Linked DNA regions of Homo sapiens: region 2 is linked to region 1. The links are chromatin loops, found by intact Hi-C in ENCODE. Cell type or tissue: mammary epithelial cell. All regions are shown on one strand. Each heading gives the region's core, and the rest is flanking DNA. Links, peaks and the distances in the headings are about the cores only. Region 1 holds the start of PKP2 (plakophilin 2). Region 2 has its middle 7.0 kb from the start of DNM1L.

The links. A loop is a pair of places that touch in the nucleus more often than their neighbours do. Peaks named below come from ENCODE experiments on the same cell type or tissue, not always from the same donor. Only the 100,000 strongest peaks of a DNase experiment are listed, where the experiment ranks them.
Region 2: it touches region 1 in a loop (4-fold over the local background); 5 of 110 quality-filtered maps call a loop at or near these places.

The regions. Positions count from the first base shown.
Region 1 is chr12:32,894,359-32,897,272 of GRCh38, forward strand. It overlaps PKP2 (plakophilin 2), which reads right to left and starts at 2,419. Exons shown (of 13, transcript NM_001005242.3): 1 at 2,151-2,419. The coding sequence starts at 2,373. RefSeq lists silencers at 2,418-2,527, 2,728-2,827. In mammary epithelial cell, for the core only: a CTCF peak has its summit at 1,467; no DNase peak of the experiment used is centred there; H3K4me3 peaks cover 2,230 bases; H3K27ac peaks cover 2,059 bases.
Region 2 is chr12:32,670,834-32,673,747 of GRCh38, forward strand. No RefSeq gene overlaps it. Among named protein-coding and RNA genes, the nearest start is that of DNM1L, 7.0 kb to the right of the region's middle. In mammary epithelial cell, for the core only: a CTCF peak has its summit at 1,268 (motif pointing left); no DNase peak of the experiment used is centred there.

The DNA of each region.
Region 1 (2,914 bases), core at 176-2,675:
TGTGTTTAATTCAGCACCTGCACAGCGCCCGGCATGAAGAACATACTCATTTGATGCTTGCTGAATTCATCACACAGGTGATGCATTACTTTGTAGAAAGAACAGATTATGTGTGGAGTTGGGATTAAATTTCCAACCATTGCTGACAGACACATACTTCATATGTGAGATGGATTCTCATATCTATCTCAGCAATTGTTTCAAGAATATAATGAAGATTCTGGAATAGGCACATAGTAGATGCTCAGCAACATTCCCTTTTCTTCTGTTCATGGCTCCATTCCCTCCATTTATGGAAGAGTTGTATCTGCTTGCTCTCTTCCTAGCTGGCCATTCTCAGAGGATAAGAAAGAATATCTAATATGCCTCCTGTGTCTCCTACGCAGGGGAAGCTGATTTGGTTTCAGTTTAGCACTGGACCTATGGGCACAGAGAATGAATGGGTGTAATGGCTCCACTTTTCAAAGACTGGCCTCACTCATCCCGCAGTCTTTAGTCAGACCCCTAAGTCTAAATAAATATAAGGTCTTTCCCTCCATGTATTGCAGCAGTTCTGTGTTTTCTAGACCTCCCCAGCCTTTCAGAACTTCCTCAATTTTATTTAAAGAAAAATGGGAGGGGGCCACGGAGAGGCTTAGCATCTAACAAATCCCACTTTGTATTAATCATTTTAAAACTTAATGATAAAACTGATAAGTTTAAAATTCAGGTTTGGGAGTTTAAATACCAGCTCTGCCACTTACCATCTATTAGAGCTTCAGTGTTACTTAACTGCTTAGTTTCCTCATCTGTAAAATGAGGATGAAAATACCTAACTCACAAGTTTTTAAATACATATATATATATATATCTCAAATGAATGCAAACCACATCGCCCAATTCTTGGCACATAGTATGCACTCAGTTATATTAACTACGATCATTGAACATCTTCTCTTTACCTTTCAAGTATGTTAATATTGACTACGTCATCCTTTAGGATTCTTTTACACACACAGTACAGCCTCCCAGACTCTGCTGTTTGAAATCTCTGGTCTGGCCTGTTAGAATTTTTCTGTTTTCCTAATAGAAACTAGAATGGGTTAGCCTACATTCGCCAATGCCCAAGTTACTTCATACAGAAACAACTGAACGTTGCAGGAAACAGATATTCCAACTTAATTGCTCAATTTCTTTCCTCTTCTTTTTGCTATAAGCCAACATAGTGCTTTTATAATGCAAACTCACATACACAGCAACAAGAAGTAAAACAAGGGTCACTGAGTTGATCCCATCACCTGACTTCAGCAGGGGAGAAAAGGATACATCATGATCTCTAATTTTCACAAGTGGCTTGCCATCTTCTTTCCCTTCCACCTCCCCCGTCTATCAATCATGAACATAGTGTGCATGTGTGTGCTTACACCCCTTTCACCTTCGGGTTTAATTTTTTGGAGGGATCAGACTTGCATCACGCCCGCACTGGTGGGGGTAGGAAGCGCAGCTAGGCGGGCACGGCTGTTGCCGGCAGGGCCAAAGTCCCCTACCTCCTCCTCGGCGTGTTTGTTCCCTGGACCAAAGCCTCCTAACTACTTTTCTTCACTCCCTAGATCCACCACTCGCCTCCCACACAGGGTGGAGCGCCCCGAAGTACTTGCATAAGACAGCACAATCCCAATTTATAGGTTGTAGGAGCGCCAGTGCTGTCGGTTTTTTTCCCCAAGATATTTATGGGGGTCATTAATTATTTAACAAATCTAATAAAATTGAAGGGCTCCTTCTCCCAGAAAAAGATCGTACACACCAAAAATTCTGCATAGCATCTCAAGGTGTTTATAGACTCCCTGAACCTTCAAATTAAGTCCGCACCAGTGAGGGGCGCGGACCGGCGGAGTAGAAAAAGAAAGGGGTGAAATCTTGAAGTGAGTTAGTTAACATTGATAGATATGTACAATATTTAATATACATAGGTACCTATATGACAAAGCTGAGTAATAGGTTATGGAAAAGAGTGCTTTCCACAAGCAAGTCGGTCATACCGAAGACGGCGAGCAACAGGTGGGCAGAACACGGGGTCCCGCACTCCCAGCACGCGGGGTGAGGGCGGGATAGGAGGAGGTGACCGGGTGTGGGGCAGGGGGCGGCGCCGGGGAGCGGCGGGCTCCACTCACCGTTGCCCACGGAGCTGCGGCCCTTCCGGGCGAGGGTCTGCTGCACCTGCTCCTGGATCCGCAGGCTCTTGACTGTCTGGCCGCCGCGGCCGCTGCTCCCCGCCAGCTTCAGCTTGGCCTCGGAGGGCAGCGCCAGGCTGGAGCTGTCCAGTTGTCCCAGGATCTGCTGGCCCAGGACGGTCCGGATGTAGCCGTACTCAGCTGGGGCGCCGGGGGCTGCCATGGGGCCGGTGGGGGCGACCGAGCTGCTCGCCTGCCTCTGGACTCGCGGGCGAAGCCGCCACGGAGCTGGGGGCGCTGGCGCGAGCCCCGCCCCGCTCGAGTCCGGCCCCGCCCCTGGCCCGCCCCCCGCGCCGGTGAGAGGCCCGGGCCGGGGGGGAGCTCGGCCTCGTGGGCCGGACGCCCGGCCTTCCCTGAGGAGGGGGCGCGGCTCCGGCCGGGCACGCGCAGTCGGGCCCGGGGGCGGGGGCGGGGGCGGGCCGGACCCGCTGAGCGCGCGGACACCTGGAGACTTGTACCCGCCCGCGGGGAGGTGGGGAGAGGGGCGCGGTTCGCCTGGGGTCGCGCACGTTGTCGGAGTCCCAGCGGATACCGCCTGCCGGGGCCGCGCCCCGCTCTGCCCACGCCCCGCGCTGGACAGGATGGATTTCCGCTCGATGCAGGGAGGGGCTGCCCTGCAGGCAGGTGAGCCCTCGAGAGTCACTCCTGTTCTTGGACTGAGGCTTGCCTCCGGGATCCCCGAGCGAGTAGTATGTCTGGTTAGT
Region 2 (2,914 bases), core at 160-2,659, 220 kb before region 1:
TTTATCATAAGCGACAGCTGGCTCTCGGGATCTTTTTATCTCGACTGTTATCTGAGAATCAGGAAAATATCATCAGAACCATTAAGTCCAGAACCACGTCATGCTTCCCATGATCTTGCGTCCCAGAGTAGGTGTCCCTTTTGTTTGTCATAGTGTACTAGGGAGCCTTTAGATCTGCAAAGGTAGCAGCTAACCAAGGGCTAAAAGTGAAATTTCTCTTCACCATCAAATATGAGCAAATTGAGTTTGTGTGAGGGAGACAAAAAACAGAAAAACAGAGAAGGGAGATATGAAAAGCTTCTAAGAATGTCAAACAACATTTGAGAACCTGGAGTAGAGTTGTAAAGAGGCTAATGAGAAGGCTTGAGAAATGGGGCAAGTGAAGTAGTTTAAATGCAGGGATGTCTAACATATAATTTTCAGTTGTCACTGCTGTAATTTAAAATCACTATTGCTGGGCGTGGTGGCTCATGCCTGTAATCCCAGCACTTTCAGAGGCCAAGATGGGCGGATCACCTGAGGTCAGGAGTTTGAGGCCAGCCTGGCCAACATGGCAAAACCCTGTCTCTACTGAAAATACAGCCGGGCGCAGTGGCTCACACCTGTAATCCCAGCACTTTGGATGTCTAGCTAACACCTCAGGGCGGATCATCTGAGGTCAGGAGTTCGAGACCAGCCTGACCAACATGGAGAAACCCCGTTTCTACTAAAAAAATACAAAATTAGCCGGGCGTGGTGGTGCATACCTGTAATCCCAACTACTCGGGAGGCTGAGGCAGGAGAATCACTTGAACCCGGGAGGCAGAGGTTGCGGTGAGCTGAGATCATGCCATTGCACTCCAGCCTGGGCAACAAGAGCGAAACTCTGTCTTTCAAAAAAATAAATAAACAAAATACAAAAATTAGCTGGCGAGTGGCCCACGCCTATTGTAATCCCAGCTACTTGGGAGGCTGAGGTGGGAGAATCCCTTGAACCCAGGAGGCAGAGGTTGCAGTGAGCTGAGATTGTGCCACTGCACTCCAGCCTGGGCTACAGAGCGAGACTTGATCTCAAAAATAAATATATAAATATAAATAAAATAACTCTATTATCTCAAATAGTTTCTAAAATATGCCACAAATTTTGATGGTAGGAGGATAAAAAGAAGGGCTACGTTCTATTGGGGTGTGGGTGTGGAGCAAAGGGAAGAAATCAGGACCATATCTTAACTCCCAAGTTATTTTGTCGTTAACTGCTCTTAATTGTGTTGTCACACTGCCCTCTCATGGTCCCGTCAGTATCTCACCAGATTCAATTTCTGGCTTCTGAACCATCTGGCCAATTCCACCATCTGCAAACAATTTCCTGCACCTGCTAACAAAGTATGTGTTAAGCTTGAGGCCTGGGGAGTAGCAAATTGATTAAAGCTGTTTACTTTATCATCTTTGCAAAACACGGGCAGTTTCCAAAATATGACAAAGAGGCTTCCCCAACAGAGCTGTATATTTTATATTAACATTAGATCCCCACTAACCGCTATGATTTGAAGGTGCAGATACCGGCATCTTGGCTGTGATTGATGATCAAAATGTTGGCATAAAATGATATTGGACACATGCGATAAAAACAGTCTGACCTTTTCCAAGATCGATTAATTTCCAGTTATTAATTTAATCCAAAATAAACTTCCTCTAATTCGGGATTTTAAGTTAGAACAAAGCCAGGCTACTCCCTAGCTAAGTAACTTGGCATCTATTCTAATGAGGAGTCCTATGCCAAGCCAGACTCATATGTGTTGGTGAGATTTGATTGCCAGTCCTGGTTGCAATTATATCAATTCAGAGCTGCTTAAATCCTTGTTATTCCAGATTTTCCAAATAAAAAAGAAAAGAAAACCCCATATCCAGTAGACTAATATTATGTAACACGCTTCATACGAGGTAGTGGGGGAACCCAGCTAAATAAGATAATCACTTCTGCCCTTCGTGAGCTCACTATTGGTGAAGGGGGAGGGCATGTTAGTGCCATATCCACGGTTCCTCCCTACTCTCCAGCAAAATATACTGCCTGGCTAAGATCCGTATGCCTAACAAGTACTTCATCAATATGTGTTGAATTAATGAAGAAAGGAATAAATACACGAGGCAGAATGTGTAGCGGTTGAGAGTTTGCTGCCGGGCATGGTGGCTCACACCTGTAATCCCAGCACTTTGGGAGTCCGAGGCGGGTGGATCACCTGAGGTCAGGAGTTTAAGACCAGCCTGACCAATATGGTGAAACCCAGTCTCTACTAAAAATACAAAAATTAGCCTGGCGAGGCGGTGTGCGCTTGTAGTTCCAGCTACTGGGGAGGCTGAGACAGGAGAATTGCTTGAACCTGGGAGGCAGAGGTTGCAGTGAGTTGAGATCGCACCACTGTGGCGACAGAGTAAGACTGTTTCAAAAAAAAGAAAAAAAAGGGGGTTTGCCAAAAAGCCCCTTTTCATCCCATCTCTGCCACATACTAGCTGTGTAAATTTACCACTTCACTTCAATCCCTGGAGCCTCCGTTTCTACATCTCTAAACCTACTTCACGAGGCTCTGATAAAATGCTTAGTATAGTGCCTCACATACAATAAGCACTTAAATAATAGTTCAATAATATTGTGTGAAAAGGGCAACAAGGAAAAATGGAGAAATTCATATGGTTAACTATGGGGATTAGAATTCTGATGTTATGTGCTGTACAGCACATGTACATTTAAAAATATGGGAAAGTTGGCCAGGCGCAGTGGCTCATGCCTGTAATCCCAGCACTTTGGGAGGCTGAGGCGGGCAGATCACGAGGTCAGGAGATCAAGACCATCCTGGCTAACATGGTGAAACCCCATCGCTACTAAAAATACAAAAAATTAGCCGGGTGTGGCGGTGGGCGCCTGTAGTCCCAGTTATTC